Regions from separate parts of the Homo sapiens genome. Here region 1 is linked to region 2. A link is a contact called in ENCODE Hi-C or POLR2A ChIA-PET data. All regions are on one chromosome and are shown on one strand. Each heading gives the region's core, a stretch centred on a gene start or an enhancer-like site at or near the end of the contact. The rest is flanking DNA. Distances are from core to core; before and after follow the strand shown.

Region 1 (6,459 bases), core at 389-2,888, 340 kb before region 2:
GTACTTTTAATTTAAATGGCTGCTATATCATTTGTAGCAGCATCTTCACAGTTATCATTAGCAATTACTGGGTGCTTACTATCGGTTAATCACTGTGCTTAACACCTCAAAAGAATTATCTTTTGAATAATGTAATAACCCAGTGAGGTGTTGGTCTTATATAATACAAATTTTGAGTATCCCTAATCTACATGCTCCAGAGTCTGAGGCCTTTTGAATACAGACATGATGCTCCAAGGAAATGCTAATTGGAGCATTTTGAACCTCAGATTTTTGGATTTGTGGTGCTTACTCAGAAAGTATAATGCAAATATTCCAAAATCCAAAACACTTCTGGTCCCAAGCATTTCAGATAAAGGACTTTAAACCTGTACTTATTTTACAGCTGAGGAAACTGGCTCAGAGAAGTTTTACGGCTTTCAATTTTAAATGTCTCAGTCACATGTATATTAGAAAGTGGCTTCACATGTATGCCAGCTGGTGAACTATTTCTTGCGGACATTCTTGTTTATGAATACCAAGACAAGGTGGAAATGGGACGCCAGTGGTAGACAAGTGGGCCATTTTAATGTCTTAGTCTTGGTTGTGGTGGTTAATAGTCTTTGAGAATTTATTTGTTCTCAGACTATTGCAGCACAGCATGGTGGACAAAAGCAGAATCTTGGTTGCTTGATCACCCGGACTCCAGTCCTGGTTCCGCTATCTTCTGCGTATGCAGCCTCCATATCTCGTTTCTCTATCTGTAAAATCATCTGCCTTATAGTGTTGTTAGGATTATGTATTCAGTATTAGTTATCATCATTATTATTGTAAACTCAGGATTTCTTTTATTTTTTCTGAGACGGAGTTTCACTCTTGTTGCCCAGGCTGGAGTGCAGTGGCGCGATCTCAGCTCACTGCAACCTCCGCCTCCTGGGTTCAAGCAATTCTCCTGCCTCACCCTCCCGAGTAGCTAGGACTACAGGCATGCGCCACCATGCCCGACTAATTTTGTATTTTTGGTAGAGACGATGTTTCGCTATGTTGGCCAGGCTGGTCTCGAACTGCTGACCTCAGGTGATCCACCTGCCTCAGTCTCCCAAAGTGCTGGGATTATAGGCACGAGCAACCATGACCGGTTGTAAAGTCAGGATTTCTTCCCAACACTTACTACTTTTTTTCTTGACTTAAATCTTAAAGCAAAATTAAATAATTACATTGTTGACATATCCTTATTAAATGGTGTGCCCATTTTTAGGACCCTGAGTCTTAGATTAAATGATTGTCTCAAGTCGTGTAGCTACTGTTCCTGCTTCTGTCCTGCCTGGACTACACATTTCCTTGTATGTCTTCCTAGTCCTTCGCTTTATCTCACTACATAATGCTGCTAGTACATTTTTTTTGTTACTGTTGCTGTTGCCTGTCTTTCCTTCCTTCCATCCTTCCTTTCATCCTCTTCCTTTCTTTTCTTTCTTCTGCCTTTCTCACGCTTTCTCTCCTCACTTCCTTTTTTCCTTTCCTCCCTCTGTTCTTTCCTTATTTCTCCTCCATTCTTTCCATTGAATCAGCATTTGAGTGACTCCATAGGCATGTGCTCTTTTGGAAGATGAATAAGACCTAGTTCCAGGTCAAGTAGGGAGTACACAAATGACCAACAGTACAGGCTCATCTGGATGCACACAGGAGGCAGTATTGAGAAGACCTGGGCTTGGGAAGACTTCTGGAACAAGTGACATTTGTGCTGTGACCTCAAAGCTGAGTCAGGAAGACTAGTATTTCAGACTAGCATGTGACTCATAATAATATATTGGCCCCCTCAGTATTTTGAGGAGCTTTTTAGAATTAATTAGATTGGTCAGATTTATTTAAAAAGCTGTCCAAGGAAATGTGAACTGTTACATTATTTCTTTCTCACTGCAACAGACAAAGGATCTCTGAGTCATACTATTAACTTTAGAACTGCGGTCAGAGTTGGACTCATCTTTTAAATAGTCACCAATAACATTTGCATTTTTCAGATTATCTATTGTTGTGTAACAAACCACTGTGAAACTTAATGGCATGAAAGAGCAATTATTTTATTGCTCATGATTCTGTGGTTCAGGTGTGTAGGCAGGGTACAGGTCATCCCTGTCCCAGGATGTCTGGAGCCTTGGCTGGAATAGCTCAGTTGGCTGGAAACATCCTGGCTTGGCTGGGGCCCTAAGTCTGAGCCCTCATTTTTTTTGTCTGCATAGTGTCTGCTGGATGTCAAACATCCACGATGGCTCCCTCACTCACATATGTGTCTGTTCACTTGGGCTGAGAGAGCAGGAACAGCTGAGGGCTGCTGGCACAGTTTTCTTTCCATGTGATCTTCCTCATGGCTAGCCCAGGGTGGTCCTTGGGTAATTGGACTTCTTACACGGCAGCTGTCTTTCCTCAGAGCCAGTGTTTTGAGAGACTGAGGTGGAAATCGCAGGCCTTCTTAGGCCTTAGCTTCCGCGGTTGTGCAGTGTCACTTCTGTTGTGTTCTTTTAGTTCCATGAGGCTGGCCCAAATTCACTGTGGGAGGCGACTGCTCAAGGCAGCGGTACCAGGTCGGGTTTGTAGGTTACTTTGGGAAGTTAACTGCTACATGCATTCATTGTAAAGCTTTGGGGAATTAGAATCTGGTCAGTCATACTGTCTTTGCTTCCCCTAGCCCCGAACCCGCAAAAATGCAAAAAAAAAAAAAAAAAAAAACATCAAGTACATCCCTGAAGGAATGTAAGGACTCAGAAAGGTAACTGAGGGGACTATTTAGAGGAAGAGATAAGAACCAGCAATACTGGCTTTTTAGCTATGGTAGCCATGCTCATGAACTGATTATACAGGTATGATTCTTGCAATGTTATTACCTCTGTAGGCTCAGAGTAGCTACTATTGTCATGTATTTGTTTTTTATAATTGTAAATTCAGATCTTGAGAAAATTGATAGCCCTAATTGTGGTGCATATGTGTGATTAGACAATTGACTCATTGAAATTATTTGATGGAATTATAATAGTGCTAATTTCCTGCAAATCATTACCAGTGACATGTTAGAATGGGAAGTTATAGACAGGAGAAATTAGAGATAAAACATTGGTACTAAGAAGAATGCCTGTAAATAAGCTCTTAGTTTTGTAAAGATAAGAGAGATGCACACCATAAATACAGCATTATGGAATTTTACAAAGTTAGTTGAATTAGAACATCCAACATATAACTGCTCTTTTCCACTTAGTAATAGGTGGAGGCCATTGTTCTGTGTAAGGACATTTAAAGTAAGGTATTGTTTGGATCATTATAACCATGTTCCCTATAGTGTGTTTCCATAGTTTCAAACAAAAAATACTATTGCGGGGAGCATCTCTGTTCATTTATCTTTACTCATATATGGAGTATTTTTGTAGATTAGATACCTAGTGGTGGAATTGCTGTATTGAATGGTATGTGTGTTTTAATTTGGTAGATATTGTGCGTGTCATTCTGCAAAAGGACAGTTCATTTTGATACTCCTACCAACAATGTATGAATACCTCGTTTCTTTGTATTTTCTGTATTAGTAATATAAAAATCTGCCAGTTTAGCTGTTTAAATTTGCCTATTTCTCATTTTATATTTATCTTTACTAAGGAGAATATAGTTGGGGATTGTGGTTGAATGCATAAGGCCAGTATGAAATTTACTGGAAATATGAGGCTACATACAAGTACTATATATAGACATTTACATGGTGTGTGTGCAACCTACACACACACAGATATATACAGCTTCAGAAATGTCTCACTTGAATCACAGTATTTAATTGAATGCAACTATTTAGAAAACGTGAGGAATCAAAGAAAGTTATCAAAGCCCTATTTATATTGCAATCACGAGGATTGTGGGTCCCTGGAAACTGAATGCAGATTTTATTATGTGCATGTGTGCATTTTTGTAAGGAGTCCATGGTTTTCATCAGATTCGCAAATGTAGTCTGTGACCCAAATAAGGTTAAGAAGCATTGACCTAGATAACATTTACCATGAATTTAACAAAACTGCTCATCCTGACATGAGTTGCACTCAAAGGATAAAGCCATCAGATGCATAGCAAATTCAAAATTAGTGCAAAGGCTACAAGGTCTCTTCCACACTAGCCAAGAACAGAGATAGTCCCCCAACTCCACATTTGCTGGTTTTACAGAAAAGACTTTTTAAAAGGTCATAAATGTCAACAAGTTTGTTCAGTAAGAGGATATTATCTTTGTGCAAATAGGGATAGAAGGGAGGCAGTGACTCCTGTGAGGTCCACCCACTTTCTCCCCATTGATCAAACACTGTTCTGCATGCTGCTGGCCAGTGGGTTCTGCAGGTGCAGTTAACCTCCCTAACCTGTTGATGTTGAGTTAATGAAAGGGAGATTGTCTTCCACGGGCTGGCTTAATCAGAAGCCTGGGAGCCACCTGGAGGAGAAGGTGAAGCAGCCATGTCCAGAGTGTGAGTAGGAGAAGGCTTTGGGTAGGAGAAGGCCAAGGTGGAGCAGAGCTAGAACTGCTGCCCTGGAAGGAGGGCCTGGTGGCTTCCAGCCCAAGGAATAGCAGGAGGACCAGCCCTACCTCCAGCACCTGCCCAAGGAACATATAGCTCTAGGATTCACTTTCTCAGGACCCAACCTGACTACCTATCGGCAAATCCATGAATGCTGACCACGCTGATGCCTTCCCAGCACCTGTCTGTGGGTAACTATCTCTTAACAGGAGCCCCTGGGGGCTGGAGTGCAGGCTACTGGCATCTCTACGCTGCCAGTCATCCCTGGTCCTTCCCCTAACCCTGCCGAGGCCCAGGACCCTCAGCCCACAGGCATCTGTGAGGGAGCAAGGAAGTGAACCCCTGAGATACGGCCATTTGCAGGGCTGTCGCATGGAGGACTTGCCTCTAGGGGCTCAGCTGGTATGGGGGCAAGGGTAGGGCCAGGAGCCTGTTGTCGGCTAAGGCTCCAGAGAGGACCACGGCCATTGCAGCAGCAGCTTTAGATCTGGTGACTTTCAGGAGCACAGGAAATCATCTTCCTGATGCCTCGGACATGGCCCCCAGGTGCACTTGGGCCTCAAGTGGGGCTGCCCTGTGCAGCCACTCCCACTACAGCTTGTGCAGGGCTTTAAGCCCAGTGCCTTGTCTTGGACCTTTTAGACCAGTGTGGCTGTTACATAGAGAGTTGACGAGCAGAAACTGGTATCTCCACTTCAGGTGTGGGCTACTTGTGATACCAGACGGACAGAAGGTGGACAGACTCCAACCATGGACAGGCAGATGCTCTCAGGGAGGGTAAAGGCCTTGAGTTATTGTTTCTTTTTTTTTTTTTCTTTTTTTTTTTTTTAGAGATGGGGTCTCGCTATGTTGCCCAGACTGGCCCGGAACCTCTGGACTCAAGTGATCCTCCCGCCTCAGCTTCCAGAGTAGCTGACCCTCCTGGTGCGTGTCACCACCACAAGTTTCAGGCCTTCTTTTAAAGGGCTTTTATGTGATTAAGTCAGGCCCACTCAAGAAAATCTCCCTTTTGATTAAACAAAAATGAGCTGGCTAAGGACTTGAATTATATCTACACAGTCCCTTCTTAGCAGCAGGATGTTAGTGTATGTTTGAACAGTGGAGAGAAGAGGCTGTGTACTACAAAATGGCTGCTGCATCTCATGGCCCAGCCTTCACCAAAAGCTGAAAATTCCTGTCTTATTGGGAAAACTTTCTTAATTTATATGATAGTTTAAAAAAAGGCATTTTATCTAAAGACTGTGTTTGAGTGTTGGGTAAGGATGATTAGCTCTGCATTACCTGAAAGTCTGCTATCTGACGTCCCAGTTGATGTAACCTACCAGGTAAACTCGAGTGAACTCAGTGAACAGGCTTGATTTCATACTGTGGTGAGTGTTAAGTTTAACACCACAGGAGCTAGCTGCGGTGTTATTTGAGATTATGCTTTTGGATAATGGTAGTCATTACCAATTTATAGCAATTAAGATTTTGATACGTTTTGGACAATATTTAGTCAAATATAACTGTTTGTTCTTAAGGTTGGTTTAAGAGACAGTCAAACCATTTTTTTCCTTAAATGTTTGTTTTCTTTTTAATATAGCAGAAGGAAGTACATTCAGTTTATCTCATAGTTTAAGTAGGTGAAATAGGAATTTAAAAGACACCCAAGCCAAAACCCTTTCCAGGGCATTGCTGGGCGATCATTGTCAGCTTCATTTTGCATTTCTATTCTAGCACTGCCATAGCGGGATGGTCATCAGCCATAGCTGGGTTACAGAAGTAGAGCAAATATTTTGCAATTTATATGAGAATTTGCACACACACACACACACACACACACACACACACATCCCTGTTAGGAAATATCTCAAGGTGTGTGTGTGTGCATGCATGCGTGTGCCTATATATATGTGTGTGTAAATGTGTGTATCTGCTAACAGTAGTGAAATTAGAATGTTTGCTT
Region 2 (6,403 bases), core at 1,623-4,122:
GGAGAACTACTGCTCGCAGAAGGTCTACATACACTGTGGTCAACAAAGACAGAGAGACCCTATTTTTTTTTTTTTTTTTTTTTTGAGACAGGGTCTCACTCTGTTGCCCAGGCTGGAGTGCTGTGGCAAGATCATAGCTCACTCTAGCCTGGAAATCCTGGGCTCTCGAGTAGCTGGGACTACAGGCACATGCTTCTGTCCTCTGCTGATCTTTAAAAAATATTTTTTGTAGAGATGGGGTCTCACTTTGTTGCCCAGGCTGGTTTCGAATTCTTAGCTTCAAGTGATCCTCCCACCCTGGCCTCCCAAAGTGTGGGGCTGCCGGTGTGAACCACCACACTCGGTAGGGCAGAATTTTTCTCTTCTCTGGGAAACCGAGGTCTTTGCTCGTCAGGCCTTCCATGGACTGGGTGAGGCCCACCCACATTATAGAGGGTCATCTCCTTGACCTCAAAGTTAACTGAGTATAGATGTTAACCACGTCTACAAAAATACCTTCACAGCGACACCTTGACTACTGCTGGTTCCAACAACTGGGCTGTGTGGCCCAGCTACATTGACACAGAAAATTACCCATCACAGCTAGGCTGAAACTCATGTTTAAGACTAGATCTGTTTGACTTCAAGCCCCCTCTGCTTGTCTTGGATTCCTCAGACACGGGTGGGAACACCTAGTCCTTGCTGAAAGAAGGTAAATGCAACCCTGGAGAACAGCAGTGCTGAGCCTAAATGGGCTATGCCTCTGTGCTTACAGGGGTGCTGAGTTTAAACGAGCTATGCCTCTGTGTTTGCAGGGGTGCTGAGTTTAAATGTGCTATACCTCTGTGCTTTGCAGGGGTGATGAGTTAAATGGCCATGCCTCTGTGCTTGCAGGGGTGATGAGTTAAATGGGCTACACCTCTGTGCTTGCGGGGTGCTGAGTTTAAACGGGCTATGCCTCTGTGCTTGCAAGGAACAAGTGTAGAGCAGGTGAACCGTTTTCCTCACACATGGTCAACATGCTTTTCTGTGGAGTGACAATATTTTGTCCCCCCTGCCAGCCCCGTTTTTAATGAAGGAATTATGGGGGCCAGGATCCAGCTGTTAGCTTTTCAAATCTGCACACCTCTCAGAAATGCTCCTCCTGGGGACACAGTCCTTCGATTCCCTCTTGCCTGTTGTCGGCTGGGCCACTATGCAGGCGTGGCTGGGGTGCCTTTCAAAGTGGCGTTCACTCCCTTTTCCCCCAGGTCATTTTATTTTTGTTTCTGGACAAATCCAGCATTTTCCTTAAGGGTTTAGCGCCATCTGGTGCATCAGAGGCGCACTGCAGCTGCTTCCCTCCTGATACTGAGTGGGGTGTGCAGAGAATTGCCAGGGGCGCTTTCCTTTGAGGAGCTCCAAATGCCCGTGGGGTATGCGGTGTGTATGTGAGTGGCGAGTGTGTGCAGTGTTATGTATCTGTGTGTGGTGTGTGTTCTGTGTGTATGTGTGTTGTGTATATGCGTATGCTGTATGTGCAGTGTGTGTGGTGTGTATGTATGTGTGTGTGGTATATGTGGTGCGCGTGTGTTGTGTGTGTAACGCATGGTGTGCATGTTATGTATATGTGTGCGCCGTGTGTGTTGTGTATGTGTGGTGTATGTGGATGTGGTGTGTATGTTTATGTGTGTGTGGTGCATATGTGTGGTGTGTGTGATGGGTGTGTGGTGCATATGGGTGGTGTGTGTGATGGGTGTGTGGTGTGTGTGGTGTGTGTGATGTATGTGTGGTGTGTGTAATGGGTGTGTGGTGCATGTGTGTGGTGTGTGATGTGTGTGTGGTGTGTGTAATGGGTGTGTGGTGCATGTGTGTGGTGTGTGTATGTGTGTATGTGTGTGGCATGTGTGATGTATGTGTGGTGTGTGTGTATGTGTGATGTGTGTTATATATGTGTGGTGTGTATGTGTGATGTGTGCGTTATGTTTATGTGTGTGGCATGTGTGACATATGTGTGGTGTGTGTGTGTGTGTGGTGTGTAGCTGTGACAATAAGTTTCTATAAAAATATTTTCCACATTGCGAACTTGTTCTAGCTGCTTGTTTATGGAGTCTAGTACACAGGGTATACAGGGTATAGACTTGCAAAGTCGGTTCAGAATTTACATTCAGACCTTTTTTACCAACTCTGCTGGGATCCTGAAACCCCTCTGGAATCCAAAAGCCTTCAGGACAGCATCATTTTCAGAGGAGGGTCCCATGTGTCAGGCCAGGCAGGCATCTGGTGGAGGCTGCACTGTGGCCGTGCAGAGGAAGACTCAGGGGACCCGCAGGCTGTGACCCCTACAGGTGAGTGAGCTCAGGGGACCCGCAGGCCGTGACCCCCACAGGTGAGCGAGCTCAGGGGACCCGCAGGCCATGCCCCTCAAGGCAGAACTCCTGGGGGTGGAGGGAACCCCCCGGGGGTGCTGAGGCTCCTGCAGAGGGAGGACGCCCCTGGCCGGAAGCTGCACCCCAGGGAAGTGCGTTGCAGAGCCTTGGTGCTCTGCCGTGCTGGAGTGACAGTCCAGAAGAGAAGAAGGGTTTCTGCAGTGCAGGAGAGCGCTTGGAGAGCCCCAGCCCCAGGTCTGCATGGTCAGGATCGGCCTCCAGGGGCAGGCGTGTGGTGTCACTGTGTGTGTACCCACGCAAGCATGCCTTCACTTGTCTTTCAATCCCAGTCAATCTTATCTTTCCTTTCCTCTCTCCACAGTGCCTGACAGTTTTAGCATTCAGCCTTAAAAACCCAAACCCCCAAGTTTCACCATTTTGTAATACTTTGCAACTTACAAACGGCGAAACACACACTCATTTCATTATTTATAGCTTGGTAGATCTTACTGGCTCTGTGTGGCAGGCGACGAAAAGGCTGTGAGCCTTTGAGCAACTTGCCTGGAAGAGGAGGAAATGAAACCGGGCCTTTGACGACCTGCCAAGGGCCATTTCTGCTGCCCCAGAGCAAACCTTCGCACACAAGCTGAGTGCCTTGGAAACGCACTGCAGAGGGGCGGGTGCTGTCCTGGCACTGACTCAGCTTTTCACAGCGCAAGGCCGAGCCCGAACGACGCGCTGGCTTTAATGGAGATCTGTCGCAGCCGTTCCATCCCATCTGCACATCCACTTAGGCGGCGGGTCCAGGGTCATGGATTCAAGAGAAGTGGCATCAAACCTGCTTTACTTAAACCAACAAGCAGTTCAGAAAATACACTCCCAAATAACCGGGGATCTAGATCTCCGGGAATAATAAATTACACCCATCTCCCAATACTGGGACTGCATTTGTGTGTGAAGGCAGTCAATGGCTGAGAGACGGCTCTGCGGTGAGATGCTGGGGCAAAATAGATCAAAAAAGATCTCAGCTCCCTGGAGCCACTGCTGCTTCAGTGTCCTCCACTGAGGGAGGTGCACCTCCTAGCCTCTCCTGGACTGTAACTCTGAAGGGGTGGGTGTGGGTGTGGGGAGCATGGATAAGGGGCAGTTCGTTGGAGATTGTCAGTCTTGCATCTTGATCGCTGGCTCCAGCCTGGATTCTCCTCTGAGGTGGTCTAGGCATCCACTCCTTTCCCCACTGAACCCCTAGCTGAGATGTCCACAATGAATGTGTGTCTCCCCGAACAACCTGCTTTTGTTTCTGTCTCCTCTTCCAGCCAATGGCACCACCATCGTTCTAAGCTAGACATTCATGCATCAACATTAACCCGTCTCCTCTCATCCTGTCTTCTAATCCACTGCCAAGTTCTGCAGATCCGACCTCAAGCCCATCCCCTCCTCTGTATTCCCTGGCCGGATTCCTGGTGCCTGGTGTGTCTCTGGTTTGGCCCTTTTAGGGGGTGCTCTGCTCTGCTCCCAGTCCCACCACCTTGGGACTGAGGTCACACCGTCACATCACGGCGATAGGGCAGCTCACGCCCAGTGGTGGAGGGTGGATGCGAAGGGCTCACCTCTAGCCTCCTACCTCTGGCTCCCCTCAGTCTTCTGTGGCAACCGCACTGCAGTGGGACTCCACCTCTGCCCAACCCTGCTTCCTTCTCTTCCTGAAGGTGCTGTTGAGAGCACCCCAAGACACTCCCTGCCTGCAAGTCTCAGAGCCTGTTCTCCTGGGAACCTATAACCTGTGGCACTTGGTGCCTGGATAGTCCTAGGAAGCAAACTCTAAAATGGAGTTAGAGCTGGAATCCCTCCCGCCAGTGGCCAAAGAGGAGCCTGTCACTGTTGGAAGAAAGTGCTGGAAGCTCTGAGTGGGGCCCCGAGGAGCAAAGGGCAGGGTCAGGCGGCATGCAAGCGCCCTGTCTCTGCGGCTGTGCACGCAGGCAGACCCTGTGGATTCCAGGTGTCTGTGGAGGGAAAAGAGGTCACGTGGGGCTACCTGCGGGCCAATAAGAGCATCCCAGCAAAGATTTTGGGGGTTCAGCAGCTGAGAACGATGGACCATTTGAAAGAGAGCCCCTGGCACGCTACCGAGCCCTGTGGAGTTGGAGCATCTGTGCAGCAATTGTCATAAGACAGAAGTGGGGCATCTAGGCCCAGGCCCAAGCAGGCCCACGGGGCGTGAGCGAGCTGCACAAGCAGGTCCTCAGACCCCCGTGCCATCCACACCGTGGCATGACTGCCTCTCCTTGGGCTCACAACCATGGCCCCACGGTGGTAGTGGCCGGGCTGGGGAGATTCCTTATGACACACTGAGGGATCCAAGCTTGGTTCACAATTGAGTTAGCTTAACATACGGCTGCAAGCCAAAAATGCACTGTCGCTATCCTGTAATCCTCTTTAGGGTTGAAAGAGTGGTGAGGGGAGACCCTGTCAATAAGCAGAGCCTTGGGCAACGCAACTGCTATGGTCCGAGTGTTTGTGTCTCCCCAGATTCCTATGTCGAAACCTAATCACCAAGGCGGTGGGATTAGGAGGTGAGGCCTTTGCAAGGTGATTGGGTCATAAGTCAGAGCCCTCGGGAATGGGATTAGTGCCCTTATAAAGAGAGGGCATTAACCAGTCACCTCTCATCCTGTGAGGCCCCAGAGAGCTGTCTTGCCCCTTCTACCATGTGAGGGTATAGCTAGAAGACGTCATCTACAAACCAAAAAGTGGTCCCTCATGAGACCCCAAATCTGCTAGTGCATTCATCTTTGACTTCTGAGCCTCCAGAACTGGAAGGAATAAATGTGTGTTGTTTATAAGCCAGCCAGTCTACGGTATTGAGTGACAGCAGCCCAAACAGATGAGGCAGCAGCTGACAGTGGACTGTGTGTGGAAAGGAAAGAGTCCTGAGTTAGGAAGAGATACAAGCTCCTAAGCAGTGGCAAACGTCTTGGCAGCCTCTTTAAGGGCAGGGACAGAGAAAATCTGGAAGACTGAGGACAGGTAAGACAAGGAGCTCTGCAGAGCAGGCACGTGGACAGACCCATGGGAGGGGCAGGACATGTCCGCATGTTTGCACAGCATGGCAGAGCTCACAGGAGAGCACTTCAACAAGCAGATGGAGGGATCCGGCCAGTGGACCACTGCCAGCCTCCGCCACTGGCCACAGCAGTCCTGGGCCAGGGCACTCCCGTGTGGAGGAAGCGTGGTGGTGAGGTGAAGCCCTGCCAGGCCCCCCAGCTCGGGCATCCCCCCATCTGCCACACCGCCAACATTCAACCTGCCGGCAACAAAGAGCGGCACGGAGTCCTGTGTGTCCTCCACTCCTCGAGGAGACCAACTAACTGGCCAGTGGGTGTCAGGTGGATCACAGTGACACCAGGGAAGATGAAGACACTCCATCTTGACAGGAAGTGACTCCTTTTCTGGGTGTGGGTTTGCCTTTCTTGGCAACAGAGCCTCAGCCAGCACTAGCATCTGCAGGCTGCCGGCACCCTGCATGGCACTGCATTGTGTCCCAGTGGGTGCATACCCATGGGAACACTGGTCCTGTCACACATCCTACTGCCCAGAAGCTGTTGACCTGATGAGACGGATGGACCAGGCTTGCACGATGCCGCTGGAGCTGCACTGTGATGTGGGCGCTATCCTCTAAGGTGAGATTTACACTCTGAATCAACAACTACCATGGTGCAGGGTGTGTCTCCAGCAGGTAGAACGCAATGGTTCAGGAATCAAGGGGTGGAAGTAGGGACGGCCCCACTTCTCACTCCCAGTGGTCCACTTGGAGTTTATGCTCTCCATCTGTGCAACCTGGCCTTGCATATATAGGGGCCCTGGCTTCCAGCAAGAGAGTACTTTTGCCAGAGAACACAGCAAGAGTTCTGGTCACTTTATGTTGCATTGCCAAGGGATTAGCAGGCTAGAAAGGGAGTTGCCATCCTGGAAGGGGTAACTGACTCTCAGGAGCAGGCAGGGCTGCAGTTATAGAATGGGGTATTTAAATGGGAAGAATGCATTTGGCACCCAGGTGGTTCACTGTGGCATCTCTT

The links. A loop is a pair of places that touch in the nucleus more often than their neighbours do. ChIA-PET counts read pairs that join two places held with the same protein, here RNA polymerase II (POLR2A). Pooled maps may share reads with other maps.
Region 1: a loop to region 2 is called in a pooled map, with 2.4 times the contacts of the local background. The contact joins two enhancer-like sites. A Hi-C loop is called at or near these places in 1 of 168 maps with a recorded cell type or tissue (IMR-90) and 5 of 50 pooled maps. POLR2A ChIA-PET finds 5 or more read pairs at or near these places in 1 of 52 experiments (AG04450).

What each region holds. Positions count from the first base shown.
Region 1 is chr6:161,036,598-161,043,056 of GRCh38, forward strand. All of the region lies in intron 2 of MAP3K4 (mitogen-activated protein kinase kinase kinase 4), which reads left to right. Among named protein-coding and RNA genes, the nearest start is that of MAP3K4-AS1, 47 kb to the left of the region's middle. RefSeq lists an enhancer at 2,195-2,264. Within about 2 kb of position 1,639, at least 15 of the 41 ENCODE cell types and tissues checked have a DNase peak (open chromatin) inside an H3K27ac peak, as active enhancers do.
Region 2 is chr6:161,372,764-161,379,166 of GRCh38, forward strand. All of the region lies in intron 10 of PRKN (parkin RBR E3 ubiquitin protein ligase), which reads right to left. Among named protein-coding and RNA genes, the nearest start is that of AGPAT4, 100 kb to the left of the region's middle. RefSeq lists enhancers at 1,070-1,219, 2,414-2,954. Within about 2 kb of position 2,873, at least 11 of the 41 ENCODE cell types and tissues checked have a DNase peak (open chromatin) inside an H3K27ac peak, as active enhancers do.